2 separate regions of the Homo sapiens genome follow, and region 1 is linked to region 2. A link is an interaction called in ENCODE POLR2A ChIA-PET data of the cell type or tissue named here. Cell type or tissue: PC-9. All regions are shown on one strand. Each heading gives the region's core, and the rest is flanking DNA. Links, peaks and the distances in the headings are about the cores only.

Region 1 (9,174 bases), core at 2,848-5,347, 350 kb before region 2:
TAGGAGACAAAGCTAATAGAGAAGACACAAGAAGAGGCTTGAACTTTATCCAGTAGAGATAAAGGAGAGCTCCCGGAGGGGAGGTTTTTTAAACTCCCAATGCTCAGGCCTCTCTCCACTCCAGTGAAATCAGGAGCCTTGCAGTTGGACCAAGCATCAGTATTTTTCTTTTTATTTTTCTTTTCTTTCTTTCTTTCTTTTTTTTTTTTTTGACACAGTTTCACTCTGTCACCCAGCAATGGTGCTATCTCAGCACCACCACGCCCAGCTGATTTTTGTATTATTAGTAAAGATGGGGTTTCACCATGTTGGCCGGAGTGGTCTCAAACTCGTGACCTCAAGTGATCTGCCCACTTCGGCCTCCCAAATGGTGGGATTACAGGCATGAGCCACTGCACCTGGCCAGTATTTTCTTTAAGCTCCACGGGTGGTTCCCATGTGCAGGCAAGTTTGAGGATTGATGGTTTAGAGCAGTTGAGTAACTTGCCTAGGGTTTGAAAGCCAGTGAATGTGAGTCAGGATTTAAACTCAAGTATGTCTGGCTGCAAAGCCCATGCAATTAACCTTAGCACGGACCCTGAACTAAAGCAGTACTAATAGGGATGTAATAGTGGAAACAGATTATATATTTAAGAAACAGAATAGGCTGGGATTTAGTATTAGATAGAGACAGGGAGGAAAAAAACTCCCACTTTTCAGGCTTGGGGGATTGAAATGGCAAAGGCAGCATCAGCCTGTACAGAGAACGTGATGGAGAGAGGGCAGGTGTGGAAGGCAGAGGAGGCCAGTAGAAAAGGAAAGAAGAAAACTTGAGTTCATTTATAAATTTTAGGTACTGACTAGGCATGATGGCTCACACCTGTAATCCCAGCACTTCGGGAGGCCAAGGCAGGCAGATTGCCTGAGCTCAGGAGACCACTCTGGGCAACATGGCAGAACCCCATCTCTACCAAAAATACAAAAAATTAGCTGGGCATGGTGGTACATGCCTGTGGTCCCAGCTACTTGGGAAGCTGAGGTGGGAGGATCACTGAGCCCAGGAGGTCAAGGCTACAGTGAGCTGAGATTGTGCCACTGCACTCCAGCCTGGGTGACAGAGAGAGAACCTGTCTCAAAATAAATAAATAAATTGTAGGTACCTTTATGATGTTTTAGCCAGCATTTGGATAACATTTGAAGCACAGGGGATGTAGAACTTAAGATAAAGATTTAAGAGTCATTATTCCTTCATTTATTCAATAACAATGTAGGCGAGAGGTTGTGATTGAAGGAGAGTTTATAAGGGTGATGACAGGACCTCTGGATAAGACAGATGGTTAACAAGATAGGCAAAGGAACAAAAGTCCACAGAAATGACTGAGAAGAAATCAAAGAGGTAAAAAGGGAACCAGGAAAATGATGTCAGGAAAGGCATATTTCAAGTCTTGTTGAAAATTTACTTTTAAAATGTATTAATGGGCACTGTTACTTGGTTAACTACAGTATAAGAACACAGCCATGGGTCGCATAACTGTGTTTCAGTCAACCACGGATCACGTATACAATGGTGGTCTCATAAGATTACAATAAAGCTGAAAAATTCCTATCACCTAGTGACATCATCAACACATTACTTAGGTGTTTGATGATGTTGATGTAAACAAACCTACTGTGCCGCCAATCACTCAAGTGATCCTCCCACCTTAGCCTCTTGAGTAGCTGGGACCACAGGTGCATGCCACCATGCCCAGCTAAATTTTGTGTTTTTTGTAGAGATGGACTCTTGCCATGTTGCCCACACTGGTCTCAAACTCCTGAGCTCAAACAATTCACCTGCCTTGGCCTTCCTAAGTGCTGAGATTACAGGTGTGCACCACCGTGCCCGGACTGTTATTTTAGAGTATACTCCTTCTACTTACTAAAAAAAAAAAAAGATGGGGGGAGCTGGGCGCAGTGGCTCACGCCTGTAATCCCAGCACTTTGGGAGGCCAAGGTGGGTGGATCACCTGAGGTCAGGAGTTTGAGACCAGCCTTACCAACATGGTGAAACCCTGTCTCTATTAAAAATACAAAAATTAGCCGGGCGTGGTGGCATGCACTTGTAATCCCAGCTACTAAGGAGGCCGAGGCAGAGAACTGCTTGAAACTGGGAGGGAGAGGTTGCAGTGAGCCACGATTGCGCCACTGGACTCTAGCCTGGGCAACAGAGTGAGACTCTGGCTCCAAAAAAAAGAAAAAAGTTAACTGAAAACAGCCTCAGGCAGGTCCTTCAGGAGGTATTCCAGAAGAAGGCATTGTTATTATAGGAGATGACAGCTCCATGCATATATTGCCCCCAAAGACCTTCCCATGGGACAAGATATGGAGGTGGAAAAGAGTGATATTGATGATCCTGACCCTGTGTAGGCCTAGGCTAATATATGTGTTTGTGTCTCCGTTTTTAACAAAAAGTTAACAAAGTAAAACATAAAAAAATTTTAATAGAAAAAATCTTATAGAATAAAGATATAAAGAAAATAATTTTGTACAGCTATAGAATGTGTTTGTGTTTAAGCCATGTTATTACAAAAGAGTTCAAAATGTAAAAGTTTCAAAATAAAAAGTTACAGTAAGCTAAGGTTAATTTATTATTGAAGAAAAACTGTTTTTTTTTTTTTATTTTGAGATGGAGTTTTGCTCTTGTTGCCCAGGCTGCAGTACAATGTCGCGATCTCAGCTCACTGCAACCTTTGCCTCCCGGGTTCAAGTGATTCTCCTGCCTCAGCCTCTCAAGTGGCTGGGACTACAGGCACGTGCCACCACGCCTGGCTTTTTGTAGTTTTTTAGTAGAGACGAGGTTTCACCATGTTAGCCAGGATGGTCTGAAGAAAAACTTTTAAAAGTAAATTTGGTGTAGCCTAAGTATAGTGTTTATAAAATCTACAGTAGTGTACAGTAACATCCTAGGCTTTCACATTCACTCACCACTCACTCAGTGACTTGCCCAGAGCAACTTTCAGTCCTGCAGGCTCAATTTATGGTATAAAAGATAACCACTTTTTACTTTTTATACCATATTTTTACTCTACCTTTTCTATGTTTAGATACACAAACACCATTGTGTTACAATTGCCTACAATATTCAGTACGGTAACATGCCGTACAGGTTTGTAGCCTAGGAGCAACAGGCTATACCGTCTAGCCTAGGTGTGTAGTAGGCTATACTATCTGGGTTTGTGTAAGTGCACTCTCTGATGTGCACACAATGATGAAATCACCTAACAATGGATTTCTCAGAACCTGTCCCCATCATTGACACATGACTAGTGTAATGATTTGAGTGTATGTGTGATAATAATGATGATCCAGATTCCTAAAACACAACTTAAGGTCCTTGTTTTAAAGATGCCAATCACTATCTGATTTGCCCACACCCCCTTCCAGGAGAATCTATCTTGTTGCCTAAGCAATCAGGTTCTTTCCTACATGTTCCCACCACAACCTCAGGCCAAAGTGGATTGGATCAGAGGTGGACACTTGACCCAAGAACAAATAATCCATTGCCTGGCCAAGTACTCAGAACCTAGTCCCAAAAGGAACAGGGTCACTCAGGTTCCTCTCTGCTCAATAGACTCAGGAGACTAAGGGCATGGGTGGCATTGGGATCACAAATGCCACAGGACTATGTTGGGGCCATGATGAGTTGAAGCCACTTGTAAGTAAAAATTATGAAGAGGAAGAAAATATTGAAAGGACAGGGGATGTTGGCTAATAAAGGAAAACTGAACAGGTAATCAGAAAGAAACCAAGACTCAAGAGGTCGGGTGTGGTGGCTCACACCTGTAATCCCAGCACTTTGGGAGGCTGAGGTGGGTGGATCACGAGGTCAGGAGTTCGAGACCAGCCTGGCCAACATGGTGAAACCCCGTCTCTACTAAAAATACAAAAATCAGCTGGGTGTGGCGGTGCATGTCTGTAATCCTAGTTACTTGGGAGGCTGAGGCAGGAGAATCGCTTGAACCCGGGAGGTAGAGGTCGCAGTGGGCCAAGATGGCACCACTGTACTCTAGCCTGGGCGACAGAGTGAGACTCCATTTCAAAAAAAAAAAAAAAAGACTCAAGAAAGACTGGGCCCCAGCGCCAGCCTGCCTCAGAGCCCAAGCCCTCCAAGTTCAGTTCCTTTTCATAAGCATCCTCACCAGAAACCACATCTTTCTGGAGGTGACTGAAGTAGATTTCTCTTCCCTGCAGCTAAACAAATAATCTTAAATATCTATATCCATTATTTCCATTGTCCAGAGCTGTCGAATGTACATAAAACTGTAGGAGTATATGTTGGCTATAAATCAGCTTCAGCACAGACTCTGGAAGTGGAATTTAAAAATTAAGTTCGTGATACTAGTAGGTTGTGTTTTTAGTTCTGGTCATTTACTACTCCTCACAAAAGTTCAATGTAAAACAGATTGAGAGCTGTGCAGTACTCAACCTATATATGACATTATTTGCTAGCTAAAGAGAGTTGGTGCACCTGCCTTACAGACATTTATACACTAAGATAGCTATACCACCATATTGTAAGAAACATTGTAACAGGGAAGAAATCATTAGATCACAGCTCTAAACTAGTTATATATTGGAGGCAAAAAAATTCCTTTAACAAGATTCAAAATGAATGAAAAAAGTAAAACTCTGTATTATTTTCCAAGTATTAAAATTTTAATATCTAGGAGAAAAAAGTTGCTCATTTTATGTAATATTTGTTACTGAAAAGTTGTGGGAATATGTATACATCCACACACAAGTCTCAAGATAAAGTCATAGTCTAAATGGCCCAGTAAGGAATTTGGAAAAACTTCATGGTTAATCTTTTTTTTTTTTTTGAGATGGAGTCTCATGTTGCCCAGGCTGGACTTGAACTTCTGGGCTCAAGCAATCCTCCTGCCTCCGCGTCCAAAGTGTGTGATAATAATGATGATTCAGAATCCTAAAACACAACTTAAGGTCCTTGTATTAAAGGTATAGCCTATTTAAAGGTATAGCCTATTGCTCCTAGATAGAGATTTTCCCTCCAGGAGAATCTATCCTGTTGCCTAAGCAATCAGTTTCCTTCCTACATTTTCCCACCACAACCCCAGGCCAAAGTGGATTGGATCAGAAGTGGACACCTGACCCAAGAACAAATAGCTGGGACTTCAACATGTGTCGCTACCAAGCCCAGCTGGTTAATCCTTTTTCTTTTTCTTTCTTTTTTTTTTTTTTTGAGATGGAGTATTGAGTATTGCTCTGTTGCCCAGGCTGGAGTGCCTTGGCGCGATCTTGGCTCACCGCAACCTCCACCTCCCGAGTTCAAGTGATTCTCCTGCCTCAGCCTCCCGAGTAGCTGGGATTACAGGAGCCTGCCACCACACCCGGCTAATTTTTGTATTTTTAGTAGAAATAGGGTTTCACTATGTTGGTCAGGCTGGTTTCAAACTCCTGACCTCAGGTGTTCCACCCGCCTCAGGCTCCCAAAGTGCTTGGATTACACATGTGAGCCACCACGCCCAGCCTTTTTTTTTTTTTTTTAATACAGGGTCTCTCTCTATTGCCTCTCTCTGCTTCTCTCTGTTGCAGTGGCACAATCACAGCTCACTGCAACCTGCTAGGCTCAAGCAATCCTCCCACCTCAGCCTCCCAAGTAGCTGGGACTACAGGCATGTACCACCATGCCCAGCTAATTTTTTATTTTTTGTAGAGACAGTCTTACCATGTTGCCCAGGCTGGTCTAGAACTCCTGGCTCAAGTGATCCTCCCTCGTTAGCCTCTCAAAGTACTGAGATTACAGGAGTGAGCCACCATGCCTGGACTTGGTTAATCTTTTCTCAAAAAAGAAAAAAAAATTTTTTGTAGGTCAGGTGCTTTGCAGCATTTTGGGAGGCTGTTGGGGGAGGATCCCTTGAGCCCAGGAGTTCAGGACCAGCCTAGGCAACACAGGGAGAGCCTGTCTCTACCAAAAAAAAAAAAAAAAAAAAAAATTGTTTTAATTAGCTGGGCATGGTAGTGCCTGTAGTCCCAGCTACTTGGGAAGCCAAGGTGAGAGGATTGCTTGAGCCTGGGAGGTTGAGGCTGCAGTGACCCATGATCATGCCACTGCACCCCAGCCTGGGTGACAAAGACCATGTTTCAAAAAAAAAAATACTTTGTAAAGGAAATAATCAGCCTCAATGTGTCGGAACTTTAAAAAATACTATTGTACTTTGAGAATCCTACGTAAGGACCTCCCATCACCTGTCCCTCGAGTTGTATTTAGGAAAGCTTTTAAGCAAACATGGTGTGAAGGTTTTATAAGTGCCTTTCCACTGCCAGGCATAATGTTAATATTTTATTTTCTCACGTAGTGGTCATCCATTTATACTCCTGATTTTGTTCACTAAAAATAGGGGTCTAGGGGCTTCTGGTTCAAGACTGAGCACAAGCATTGGCTTCTCCATCTCTCCTAATCTCCCCCAAGACCTCACCAAAATCAAAGTATGAAAAAGAACAAGGCCAGAACACTGAAGAGAATGGGAGGCAGGTCAACAACAGATGAGAGACCTATGTGTGTTTCTGGAAGGCAGAAAGCAGATGAGACAAGATGCAAATAAACAAACCAGGACAGAAAGCACAGAGAACCCACCACAGGGGCTCCTGATGCTTGGAAGCCCATCTACCCCACCAAGACGCAGAGACTGGGAGAGGGAGACGCACCCTTAACTGGAAGTCTGATGGGGATCAACTGCACCACTTGGTGCCCCCAGCTCACTGTACCTAGCACAGAGTTCAGGCAAATAAAAAGAAAGAAAAGAGAATTCAGACCAGGTAAGGTGGCTCAGGCCTGTAATCCTAGCACCTTGGGAAGCTGAGGTGGGAGGATCACTTGAGGCCAGGAGTCTGAGGCCAGCCTGGGTAACATGACGAAACCGCGTCTCTAGAAAAAATACAAAAAATTAGCCAGGTGTGGTGGTGTGTGCCTGTAGTCTCAGATCTCGGGAGGCTGAGGTGGGAGGATCACTTAAGCCTAGAAGTTTGAGGCTGCAGTGAGCCATAATTGTTCCACTGTACTCCAGCCTGGGTGACAGAGCAAGACCCTGTCTGGAAGGAAGGAAGGAAGGAAGGAAGGAAGGAAGGAAGGAGAAAGAAAAGAAAAGAAGGAAGGAAGGAAGGAAAGAAGGAAGGAAGGAAGGGAGAAAGGAAGAAAGGACGAAGGAAAGAAAGAAAGAGAAAGGAAGAAAGAGAAAAAAGAAAGAAAGAAAGAAAGAAAAAGAAAAGGAAGGAAGGAAAGAGAAAGAAAGGAAGGAAGGGAGGGTGGCTGGGGGACTCGGTGGCTCGTGCCTGTAATCCCAGCACTTTGGGGGGCCAAGGCAGGTGGCTCACCTGAGGTCGGGAGTTCGAGACCAGGAAGGAAGGAAGGAAGGAGAGAGAGAGAGAGAGAGAGAAAGGCCAGGTGCAGTGGCTCATGCCTGTAATCCCAGCACTTTGGGAGGCCGAGGCGGGTGGATCACCTGACATTGGGAGTTCGAGACCAGCCTGACCAACACGGAAAAACCCTGTCTCTACTAAAAATACAAAATTAGCCTGGCATGGTGGTGCATGCCTGTAATCTCAGCTACTTGGGAGGCTGAGGCAGGAGAATCGCTTGAATCCGGGAGGCGGAGGTTGCAGTGAGCCGAGATAGCGCCATTGCTCGCCAGCCAGGGCAACAAGAGTGAAAAAAAAAAAGAAATGAAGGAAGGAAGGAAATGGGAGGAAGAAAGGAAGGGAGGAAGAGAGGAAGGAAGAAAGAGAGAGAAAGAGAAGGGAGAAGGGAGGGAAAGACAAACAGAAAGAAAAGGAAGAGAAGAAAGGAAGAAATAAAAAAGGAAGAAAAGAAAGCAAGAAGAAAGAAGAAAAGGAAGGAGGGAAGGAAGGAAGGAATCCAGACCACTCTTCTTTAATGGAAGAGGTCAAACCCTGTGGTGAAAGCAGAAGCTTCTTGATGGACGTTGGCACCTCAAATTAAAGGTCTCTTTGTTCTGGCATTTGCGGGACATGGAGCCAGAAACTAACTCATCTCCCTAAAGCCCAGACAGCTCAAAACCCTCCTATGCACCATCTGAGTCTCCATTTGGGAGAGTCCTGGAGAGGCACTTAGGCATAGTGGTAGAATTCTGAAGCCAGAAAGCTTGGATTCAAATATAAAATCTGCTACATATTAACTATGTAACCTGCCACAAGTTATCCATTCTCTCCATGCCTCAGCTTCTTCATTTGTAAAATGGCAATAGTAATGTATTATTTTATTCATTCTAAGATCTTGAATACCTGCATAATCAGTATGTGTCTTATAATCTCATAATGGCATGTCATATTTCAACAGCATTATTTACCTTTTTAGTAGTAAACAAAATAATGGTTCATCTTACAATTGATGGAATATTGAACTTAATGAAATACCATGGCTGGGCACAGTGGCTCAATGCCTGTAATCCCAGCATTTTGGGAGGCCAAGGTGGGTGGATCACCTGAGGTCAGGAGTTCGAGACCAGCCTGACCAACATAGTGAAACCCCCGTCTCTACTAAAAATACAAAAATTAGCTGGGCATGGTGGTGCACACCTGTAATCCCAGCTACTCGGGAGGCTGAGGCAGGAGAATCGCTTGAACCCAGGAGGTGGAGGTTGCAATGAGCTGAGATCCCGCCACTGCACTTCAGCCTGGGCAACAAGAGTGAAACTCCATCTCAAAAAAGAAAAAAGAAATACCATAGTAACTACCTCATAGAGGGGTTGTTGAGATGACTTGATGAGTTACACAGAACAGTGCCTAGAACACAGGTAAACACTATATAAATGTTAGTTATTACTACCCATCTGGGGGAACAGTTCTCACATAACAGCAGAAAAAACCCACACTAGCTATCCAGTGTATCTTTCACTAAAATAACAAAGAATTACCTACAAGGTGGCTCATGCCTGTAACCCCAGCACTGTGGGAGGCCAAGGCAGGAGGATTACTTGAGGCCAAGAGTTCAAAAGCAACCTGGGCAACATAGTGAGACCCCATCTCTACAAAATAAAAACAAACAAAAAATTAGCCAGGCGTGGTGATGTGTGTCTGTAGTCCCACCTACTCAGAGGCCGAGGTGAGAGGATCATTTGAGCCCAAGATGTTGAGGCTGCACTGAGCCAAGATCTTGCCACTGCTCTCCAGCCTGGGTAA
Region 2 (9,174 bases), core at 3,827-6,326:
GCAATAATAGTTCCTACTTCATAGGATTGATGTGAATATTACACAGATGCTATCGATATTATGATAACTATCCTCAGTGTTATTATTACTAAGGCCCCTTCCAGCTCTGATAGCCCAGTGCTCTATGATGCTAGGACTTACAGCTATAAGAGGAGCTCCTGACACCTGTAGAGGGCAAGACCTGGGCATTTTTGATTGGTGCAAAAATTAGCACTGAGCACCCCTAATAGAGCCCAGAGCCCAAGGGAGGTTGTGATGTTTCTAATCATGTAAAGTTGGGCACTGTTATTGCTCCTAGTGACTCAGCCACAGGCTGACACTGGAGAAATTGGGAGGAGGTAAGGAAGCCAGGGCAGCCCCAGCCAGGTAAGGACTGGGGTCCCTGGGCTGGATCCTGCCTCCCTGAACACCACAGAGCTCAGCCTTGGCTCTGATTCTCCACTCCAGCCTGTGGGTTGGACTGCACAGAGGAGCTGGGATTTGATCCCGGGGGGAAACATCTCCAGGGCCCTCCATAGGCCCAGAGTACACACAATCCCATTCCCCCAGGGAGACTGGGTGTTCCTCAAGGACAAGGCTGTGGCTCAGAGCCCAGATTTATGTCAATGGTCCAACCTGGGGATACTACTGCCATCTTGGTTGTATCTTTGGTCCTCCAGACCTAGGTACATCCTCTTTGGTGAGGAAGAGGCCAGAGAGTATGAGGGTCATGGTCCCAGCCAGGGCCAGATGCCACAGCCCTTAAAAGCTCTCTCCTCCCACCCTGCTCCTCTACCCATCCCCCAACTCACCATTGGAGGCAGTGAAATCAATGGCCACAGTGAAGTTGATCTGGGTCCTAGAAGAGGGAGAACAGCAGGGGAGTCACCTGGAGGGAGGCAGGGCTGTGGGAGGGGGGACAGTGCTAGACATTGGCTACCACCCTGGCTCTGCTGCTTGCCAGGTGTGTGGCCTTGGTGAAGTCATTCATCTCTTTCTAGTTCTGGAGAGCTGAGATAGTAATGCCAGCTATGCCCCCCTTACAGGATTAATGAGCATCAGAAGAGTTATGCAGTAGGAAAGCTCTTTGAAGATGATTGTGTTCTGTGTGGGCATGTGGCTATGGTCACTTATTTCCTCCACAAACCCTACCCCCTGGGCCCACCTGTGTAGGCTGGGTGAGGTTGGGTCTCATTGGATTGCTGACTCAAATTTGGAGTGAGATTCAGGACGAAAACTCATTTGACAAAAAAGAGAGTCAAATAGACATTATGCATCTCCTAAAGAAAGAATAGAATACCACCCATGAAGTTGTCTTACCAAAAAATTGAACCTGATTCTGATTGAGGCTCCAGAGCTGTCTAGTTAGTTACAGGAAATACAAGGGACAGAGGAACACATTAAATGACACCACAGGAGATGCAGCCAGCAAAATCCAGTCTTTGGGAAACTCTGTAGAAGCACTACCAGAGACAGCAGCAGCACCATCTCCTGGGAATATGCTGGGCCTCTCAGACTCTATCTAGCTCTCCTGAATCTTTTTTTGGAAAAGAGGTCTCGCTCTGTCACCCAGGCTGAAATGCAGTGGCGTGATCACAGCTCACTTCAGCCTCAACCTCCTGGGCTCAAGCAGTTTTCCCACCTCAGCCTCCTAAATAGCTGGGACCACAGGCACGCACCACCACACCTGGCTTTTTTTTTTCTTTTTGCAGAGATGGGGTCTCATTATATTGGCCAACCTGGTCTTGAACTCCTGGGCAAAAGTAATCCTCCTGCCTCAGCCTCCCAAAGTGCTGGGATTACAGGTGTGAGCCACCACATCTGGCTGAATATTAGATTCTCTTGGTGGGGTACAGGAATCTGTGTTAGCAAGCCATTCAGGTGCTTGGGGGGAATGAATAGATGAAAAGAGAATTAAGAGACCAACCCACCAATCACAGCCTATGGCTCTTGCCTGGATTTCTGACTCAAACAAACCAATTTTAAAACTATAAGATAATTGGGGAGATGTAAACATTTACTAGATATTTAGTATTAAGGAATTGTTAATTTTTTAGGTGTGGTTATGGTATTGTGGTTATGTTTGATAAAGAGAGAGTCCTTATGTTTTAGAAAGACATCCTAAAGCATTTGGGGATAAAATATGATGGCTGGGATTTGCTTCAAATTGGATATTGGGAGCCTGAGGTGGGAGGATTGATTGACACTAGGAGTTCAAGGCCAGCCTGAGCAACATAGTGAGACCTCAAAAATAAAAAAAAAAAACCCACTAAAATAAAAAATAATAATAAATGACTGAATGAAGGGTGGAGTGCATGAAACAAGACTGGCTATGATGTGGTAATGGCTGAAGCTGGGTGAAGGGTACTTGCATGTTGATTATACCTTTTCTCCACATTTGCATGTGTTTGACGTTTTCTATAATAAAAAGTTAGGTTTTGAGGATTCAGATTCAGGCTTGAGACTTTCTGAGGGCTTGGCCATTCTAGGTTCTCTGCCGGGTCCAGACAGAACAAAGCTGACAAACACAAGTCCCTGATAAAGTCTAGTCTTATGGTTCTCACACGGCAGTGAGCATAGAATCACTACGGGTGCTTGCTTAAGAAGATTCCAGGGCTCCACCCCAGAAATGCCAATTGAGTTTGTCTGGAGTGGCTCCCAGAATCTACCTCTTGAAAAAATGTCCACTGCCTTCATCCAGGGATTATGAGGACACGAGGCTGGGATAACGCTGGGGAAAACTCTGTTCTAGTAATTCTTAGTTGGGGCTATGGATGATGTAAGATCAGGTAGGCCTCACCTCACTTGCATTTAGCAGAAGGTGCCTATCAGAAACCACAGCTCTATCAGCCCAAGATCCCTGTCACAGACACAGCAGAAGGTCCCTATCAGAAACCACCTGATCACAGCTGAGCTGCTGCTCATGGAACCCTCACTCACCCCCAGGGAAATGTCAAGGACATGGTTAGCAGGAGACCCCAGCCAGGGTCTGCTGGCCACAGACAGTCATCCCCACCTCTTTCTCCTCTTCTGCTGGCTGGGGGCAGAGCATCCAGAGGATTCCAGGCAGTAGGATAGAAGGAGCCGCAAAGCTAGCAAGAACCTGGGTCCCTGAATGACTGCGTGGATCATCTCCCCACCCAACCCTGCCATCCCACAGATGAAAAACAGACCTTTATTGGTATGAAGGCTTGAGGTTAGGGAATTATGTGTTACAGCAGTTGACCTACCATACTCATCTGCTGTTTGTTGTCACCCCCGCTTCAGTGTGGAATGTAGAACGCATGTCTTTGTTAGAGGTAGGGAGACATTTGGAGGGTGAAAGTCCCGCTCCCAGGGCCACTCTTGGGAAGATGATTCTGGCCTGTGGGACTATACTGGAGGGACACTGTTGGACTGGCTCTTCCAAATACAGGGTGAGGGGAAAGGCAGGCCTTGCTCTAACTAGTCCTCCCCTGCCCTGGGTTCTGAAAAGCCTTGGGAAAGGAAGCAATTGGAAAGCAGATCCTCTTGTGGGAAAATTACTCGCAGCAGCCTAGTGTCTCCTGCCTAAGGGTAGAACACAGGCTGCTGAGCAACCAGCTCCTCCTCTGACAGTGGGGCCAAAGTACCCATACCCTTCCTCCTGGGTCCAGGTGGGCAGGTGAGGGAGGCCAGGGAGGAGAGGATCCCTAGACATCAGCTTCCTGCCTGGGCATGCATGCCAGGCTCTCAGTCCCTGGAGCCAGCTCCCTCACTCAGGCTCTCCAGAGAGTTTAAAGAGAGGGCTGGCTCTGGGGCTATAACCTGCCCAGTATGGGTGGCACCAGCTTAGCTCAGCCTCTGAGGGCTCCTTTTCGATGAAACCTCACAGCATCCAGCCCTTTAACTCATCAGTCTCCATCTTCATCCCACCCCACCCGCTAACTGCAAGTCAGGCAGGCTAGACTGATTCATTACTATAGAATGAAAGGCAGCATGTTATGGGAGAAGGAACCCTGCCACCATCTAGGCGTGTGGCTTCAGGCAAGCTCTGTAAAATGGGGATAACTGTTCTGATCCTGCCCACTGTGTTCTGTAAGTTGGGGGTACTATGCAAATGAAAAAAATAAATAGGATGGACTGGGTGTGGTGGCTCATGCCTGTAATCCCAGCACTTTGGGAGGCCGAGGCAGGCGAATCACCTGAGGTCAGGAGTTCGAGACCAGCCTGGCCAAAATGGTGAAAGCCCGTCTCTACTAAAAATACAAAAATTAGCTGGGGGTGGTGGCGCATGCCTGTAGCCCCAGCTACTCTACTTGATAGGCTGAGGCAGGAGAATTGCTTGAACCCAGGAGGCGGAGGTTGCAGTAAGCCGAGATTGTGCCACTGCACTCCAGCCTGAGTGACAGAGCGAGACTCTGTCTCAAAAAATAAATAAAATAAAATAAAATAAAATAAACATAAATAAAAATAAACAGGATGAGGGGTGTTTGAGAGTTACCAGGTGCTATGGACTGTAAGGGGTGGCTGATTAATGGGATTGAGAGGGAAGCAATTTTGATGGGGGAAGAGTGCAAAGGCGGGGTCTGGAGTCAGCCCAGAGGAGGGGCAGGTAAGAGCAGAGGAGCTCCTGAGTGACTGGAGGCAGGGTGTGTGCTCAGTGGGTAGGAGGAGAGCTTGCAGCCTTGAGACTGCAAGCTCAAGGCAGCAGGGAGTGTTGTCATGGGAAAGTGAGTGTGGCTTCCCAGGACCTGACTTCTCCCTCTGCCCTGGAGAACCAGGCAGCCAAGGGTCCACTTGGCTGGGATGAGCCTTTGGCAGTTGCTCCTGCCTGTCTCCTTTCCAGACAGGTGCAGTCACTCACCTGCGGGCTCTTGGCTGCCCACGCCCTGACCTGGCACCTGTCCTGGCAGGCAGCATGCTGGGCAGGCTCTACCCTTAGAGCCAGGCTCTTTCCGTGAGCTGCTGGCTGGGGCCTCCTGGCTCCCCCATCTGTCTGGGCCTAGACACTGTGCCTGGTGGTTCTTTCTGCTCCTTAAACTCATGTTTGACCACCTGCTGGCCCCAGGACCAATCCCTGGCTTATCCCCAATCCCGCTGCCCTTACAGGGCCCTAATAACAGTGAGCAGGTTAATCACTGTCCCCCTCCCCCAACCAGACAGATCAGAGGTGTCAGAAGCTCAGAGCTGTAAGGAACCTTAACACTTACCTATTCCGTTCTCTTTGTGTACAGAGGAGGAAACTGATACCCTGAGAGGAAAAATGACTCACCCAAAGGAACCCAGCAAATTAATGGCAAAGAGAGGCCTAGAGCCTGGGCCTCCTGACTCCTATTGCAGGGTTCTTTCTACATCCCCAAGCCCTTGGCTTTCTGTCACGGAGTCCCTACCAGCTCCAGGTCCTGTCTCTGCATGGAGACCTGACATGACCCAGGCCAGCCTCCTTGGCTCAGGAGTTCCCTCCAAGCTGCTTGGGATCTGGGGATGTGCAGGGCTCTGGATGAGTTGTCTCAGCCCAAACACCAGGGTTTGCTCAGAGCCCAGCACCACAGCCTTCAACCAGGGCTTTGAAGAGGCCAGGGTGGGGCCAGAGCCGGTCCTGTCGGTGTGTGGGGCCCTTTCCCTCTCCCCAAGGCCCATGAAATTGGCTGTATCTCTTCTCACCCTCCTTTGATGTAGTCAAGGAAGGTGCACTCTGACTCCACAGCAAAGGAAAGCAGGGTGACCTTCAAAACAAAAGGGAGCTTGGTCAGTGGGGAGCCTGGGGTCAGGGGAGATGGGTTATGATTCGAGAGCTGACATTGACAGAACACTCGGCATGTGCCAGTTTTGCATGCATGACTGCATGCACTGCCCACACCACCCCATGAAGTACTATTATTATCCCCACTTTATAGCCAAGGAAACTGAAACCCAAAGAGGTGGTGCAATGTGCCCAAGGACACTGCCAGGGCAGAGAAGGGATCTGAAACCAGGGTGTGTCTGACTTCAGAGCCTGCACTCTTGACCTTGACGGAAGGGTCCCATCTGTGTCAGTGGAACCGGGGTCCAAGCCAAGGGTGTTAGTTTCCTCTAAGTGGGCACTGGCTCTTCAGCCCCAGGGACCTAGGGTGGGGTGTGGAGGACAAGGGGGCCCTCCTGGCACAGGCCTAACAACCTGCCAATGCCGACCAGCTTCAGGCTTCCATGTGCCTAGAGCTATTAGTCCTGAAATGTGCCTCTTTGGACTGTGCTTATCTTAAATCTTACTGGTCCCATCTCATCCCTCTCAGACCCAAGATCCTGCCTCATAAGTAGCCCATCCTTTTCCCCAGAGGTAACTGACTACCCCAGGCCCCCTCCCCCAAGCAGAGGCCTTTTAACCTATGCCCTGGCAAAGTTAGCTTTGGCTTTGCCAAGACAGGCAGCTACCTGGCAGCTCATTATCATAACAATTTAGAATCAAGGAGACAAATGAAAGCCTGGCATCCTAGGCCAATTATATGAGACAAGATTAGGGCAGAGGACCTTTCACCTGTGTAAGAGAACGAACTCCTCTCTGGTAGTTTGGGAGCCCCCTATTCATGAAGATTCAGCTGTTTTTACAGGCTCATTGGGAGGGCCAGGTGAGAGCACCACCCTTACTTGGCAGTAAGACCCCCAGCTATTGTGGTTAAGGTATTAGGCACCTGGATGAACCACAGGCCTCCTTCCAAGTGTGGCAGCTCAGACTTACTAGGAACCACGGCAGTGGCTTCAACCCTGACTGATGACCATGAGATGCCCTGGGGGCTCTTAGATCATCCTGCAGCCCAGACCCATTATAGCCGAGTTTCCGGGGCTACATGAATGTTTCAGAGATCTTCTTTTTTTTTTTTTTTTTTAGCTCTTCACGTAAGTCTAATCTGCAGACACAGTTGACCACTCCCCATTCCAACCCCCAGGATGAAGCAATGCCCTAACTGCCCTGACCATATGGGTTCACCCAGGGGCTCGCAGGGTGAAAGCAGACTTTCCCCTATTCAAAGGGTAGTGTCCCTAGACCAGAGCGTCAGCATCACCTCGATGCCAGGTAGAAATGCAGAAATGCAGATTCTTGGCATTTTCACAAGATCCCCAGGGGATTCTGCACACCATAAGTAAGGGATGAAAAGCACTAAACACAGATTCCTGGGCCTCCTAAAGTGGAATCCCAGGGAACTGGCCTGGGCGTCTGTATTTCAGCAAGCTTTCTGCATCCCGGGTGATTTTTCGCGATGAAGATGGGGAAATGCTGGAGTAAAAGGAAAGTCAAGAGACCTGGGCCTAGGCCCGCTCTGTCTCCAGCTCACTGTGTGACCTGGGACAAATCGCATGCCCTCTCTAGGCCACAGTTTCTTCGTCTCTAAAGTAAGAAGGCTGGATGAGATCAGTGGTTTTTGAACCTTTTTATTCCCAGCTGGGGAAGGTGCTGTCTTCCCTAGGGGAATTTAGGAAGGCGTGGGAGAATTTTGGGGGTTCTCATAATGACTGGGGCTCTACTGGTAGCTATGGGCAGCAGCCAGGGGTGCTAAACATCCTGTGAGATGAAGAATTTTCCTGCCCAAATGCTGACAGCCTCTCCACTAAGAAACACCGCAGCCTTGGACAAAGGAAATATGACTCCAAGCCCCAGTCTGTGAAGCAGTTACAATCAAAGAAGTGGTGTTCAGTCCCCTTTGAATGAGCAGAGTAATTTTACAGTTCACAAGCCTGCATCTCCCATGTGTCTGTCACAGCTGCCCTGTGCAGTGGCAAGGTGGGGATGATTTATTAGTCCTACTTTACAGACGGAGAAAATGAGGCTTCTCAGAGGAACCCCAGAGCTCCTGAAAACCTCTTCTAGGTCTGGAGATACAGTCTGCCTGACTCAAATGACCAGGCTTGGCTGCACTAGCCATGGGCCTCTAGAGTGAGGAAGGAACACAGAGAGGATGAATCTGGGTGTGTTTGCACTGCAGAGAAAGTGGCTTGTTCTAGAAATGCACTGTGAGCTCCACCTCAGGGCCTTTGCATGTGCTGTTCTCTACAGCAGGAATGCTGGAATTCCCTTTCCCCAGTATCCTCAATACTTCCTCCATTGCCTGTCCCTTTACCCTTTATACTTTTTCCATAGCTCTCATAATCAACTGACACACACAGGCATGTGTGTGTGTGTGTGTGTGTTTTTTTTTTTTCTCTGTCTCCTCCCACTAGAATATAAGCACCAGGGATTTGGGTCTGTCTTGTTTCCAGCTGTATCTGATGTGCCTAGAATAGTGCCTGGCACACAGTAGCACTCAGTAAGTATTTGCTGAAGAAGCGTATGAATGTCCTCAAGACCAGCCCCGAGAAGCCACTAGGCCGGCGTGTCATCCCAGGAAGGTCACGGTTAAGCAGGGGCAGCGCCCGTAGCAGCTGCCAGCTCTGGAGTGAGATGTCATGTTGAGTCCCATCTCTACCACTTTCTAGCTGTGTGACCTTGGCTGAGTCACTTTCCTGCTTGCAGCCTTGGTTTCCTCTTTCATGACTAGGGGATGATAATATCTGCCTCTCAGGGCAACAACCTGTGAAAAGCACCAACGTGGGGAATTTCCCAGGGTAGGGGCCCAATAAATACGACTTCTCTTCCTCTTCCTTCCTGCAGGAAGTCCCGTGGATGTCTCTGCGATTCCTCATGCTAGATACAGCCAGCGCCTGTTGTGTGGTCTGCAAGTCAACTCTCTCCCCTGGCTGTTGCTCCATCTGCCCCACCCCTCCCCACCCCATCTCTCTTGGATGTCTGATTCCCACGCTCAGCCCCTGCACACACACAGACGCACGGGCCTCCCTGATACCAGACCTAGCTTGGGGCTCAGAATGTCTACACCCGGCTGCAGAGACCGGGGTGGCTACTCACTGTGCCAGAATTCACGTATTTCTTTTTCTTCATTTTCTTTTTCGGGTTTACCACCTGCAGGAAAAACCAGTTACCAGGTAAGGCATGCTTCCAGGCAGTCAGGGTGAGTCTTGAGGGCTTCCAACCACCCATGGGTGTGGTCCAAGCCCAGCCCCATTAGAGTGTGGGGTGTGAAGACCACGGGGCCAGGGGAGAAGGGTTTAAGGAGGATTTGTGGGAGACTGGTATTGAGTCTGGGTTACACAACTGGGTTCTCCCATCAGACCCAGGGTCCCACGATCAACCGGGAATATTTATTTAACCTTCTCTCCCACTGTTCCCCGGAACACACGCACCCTCCACCCAGTATAGCCAAAGAA

Evidence for each region. ChIA-PET counts read pairs that join two places held together with the same protein. Peaks named below come from ENCODE experiments on the same cell type or tissue, not always from the same donor. Only the 100,000 strongest peaks of a DNase experiment are listed, where the experiment ranks them.
Region 1: POLR2A ChIA-PET joins it to region 2 with 22 read pairs; 2 of 35 experiments call an interaction of 5 or more read pairs at or near these places.

The regions. Positions count from the first base shown.
Region 1 is chr6:36,402,755-36,411,928 of GRCh38, forward strand. All of the region lies in intron 3 of PXT1 (peroxisomal testis enriched protein 1), which reads right to left. Among named protein-coding and RNA genes, the nearest start is that of ETV7, 20 kb to the left of the region's middle. In PC-9, for the core only: no CTCF peak of the experiment used is centred there; no DNase peak of the experiment used is centred there.
Region 2 is chr6:36,747,430-36,756,603 of GRCh38, forward strand. It overlaps CPNE5 (copine 5), which reads right to left. Exons shown (of 21, transcript NM_020939.2): 13 at 8,816-8,869; 14 at 5,605-5,666; 15 at 792-838. Among named protein-coding and RNA genes, the nearest start is that of RAB44, 54 kb to the left of the region's middle. RefSeq lists an enhancer at 7,933-9,132. In PC-9, for the core only: no CTCF peak of the experiment used is centred there; DNase peaks (open chromatin) are centred at 4,842 and 5,162; H3K27ac peaks cover 1,634 bases.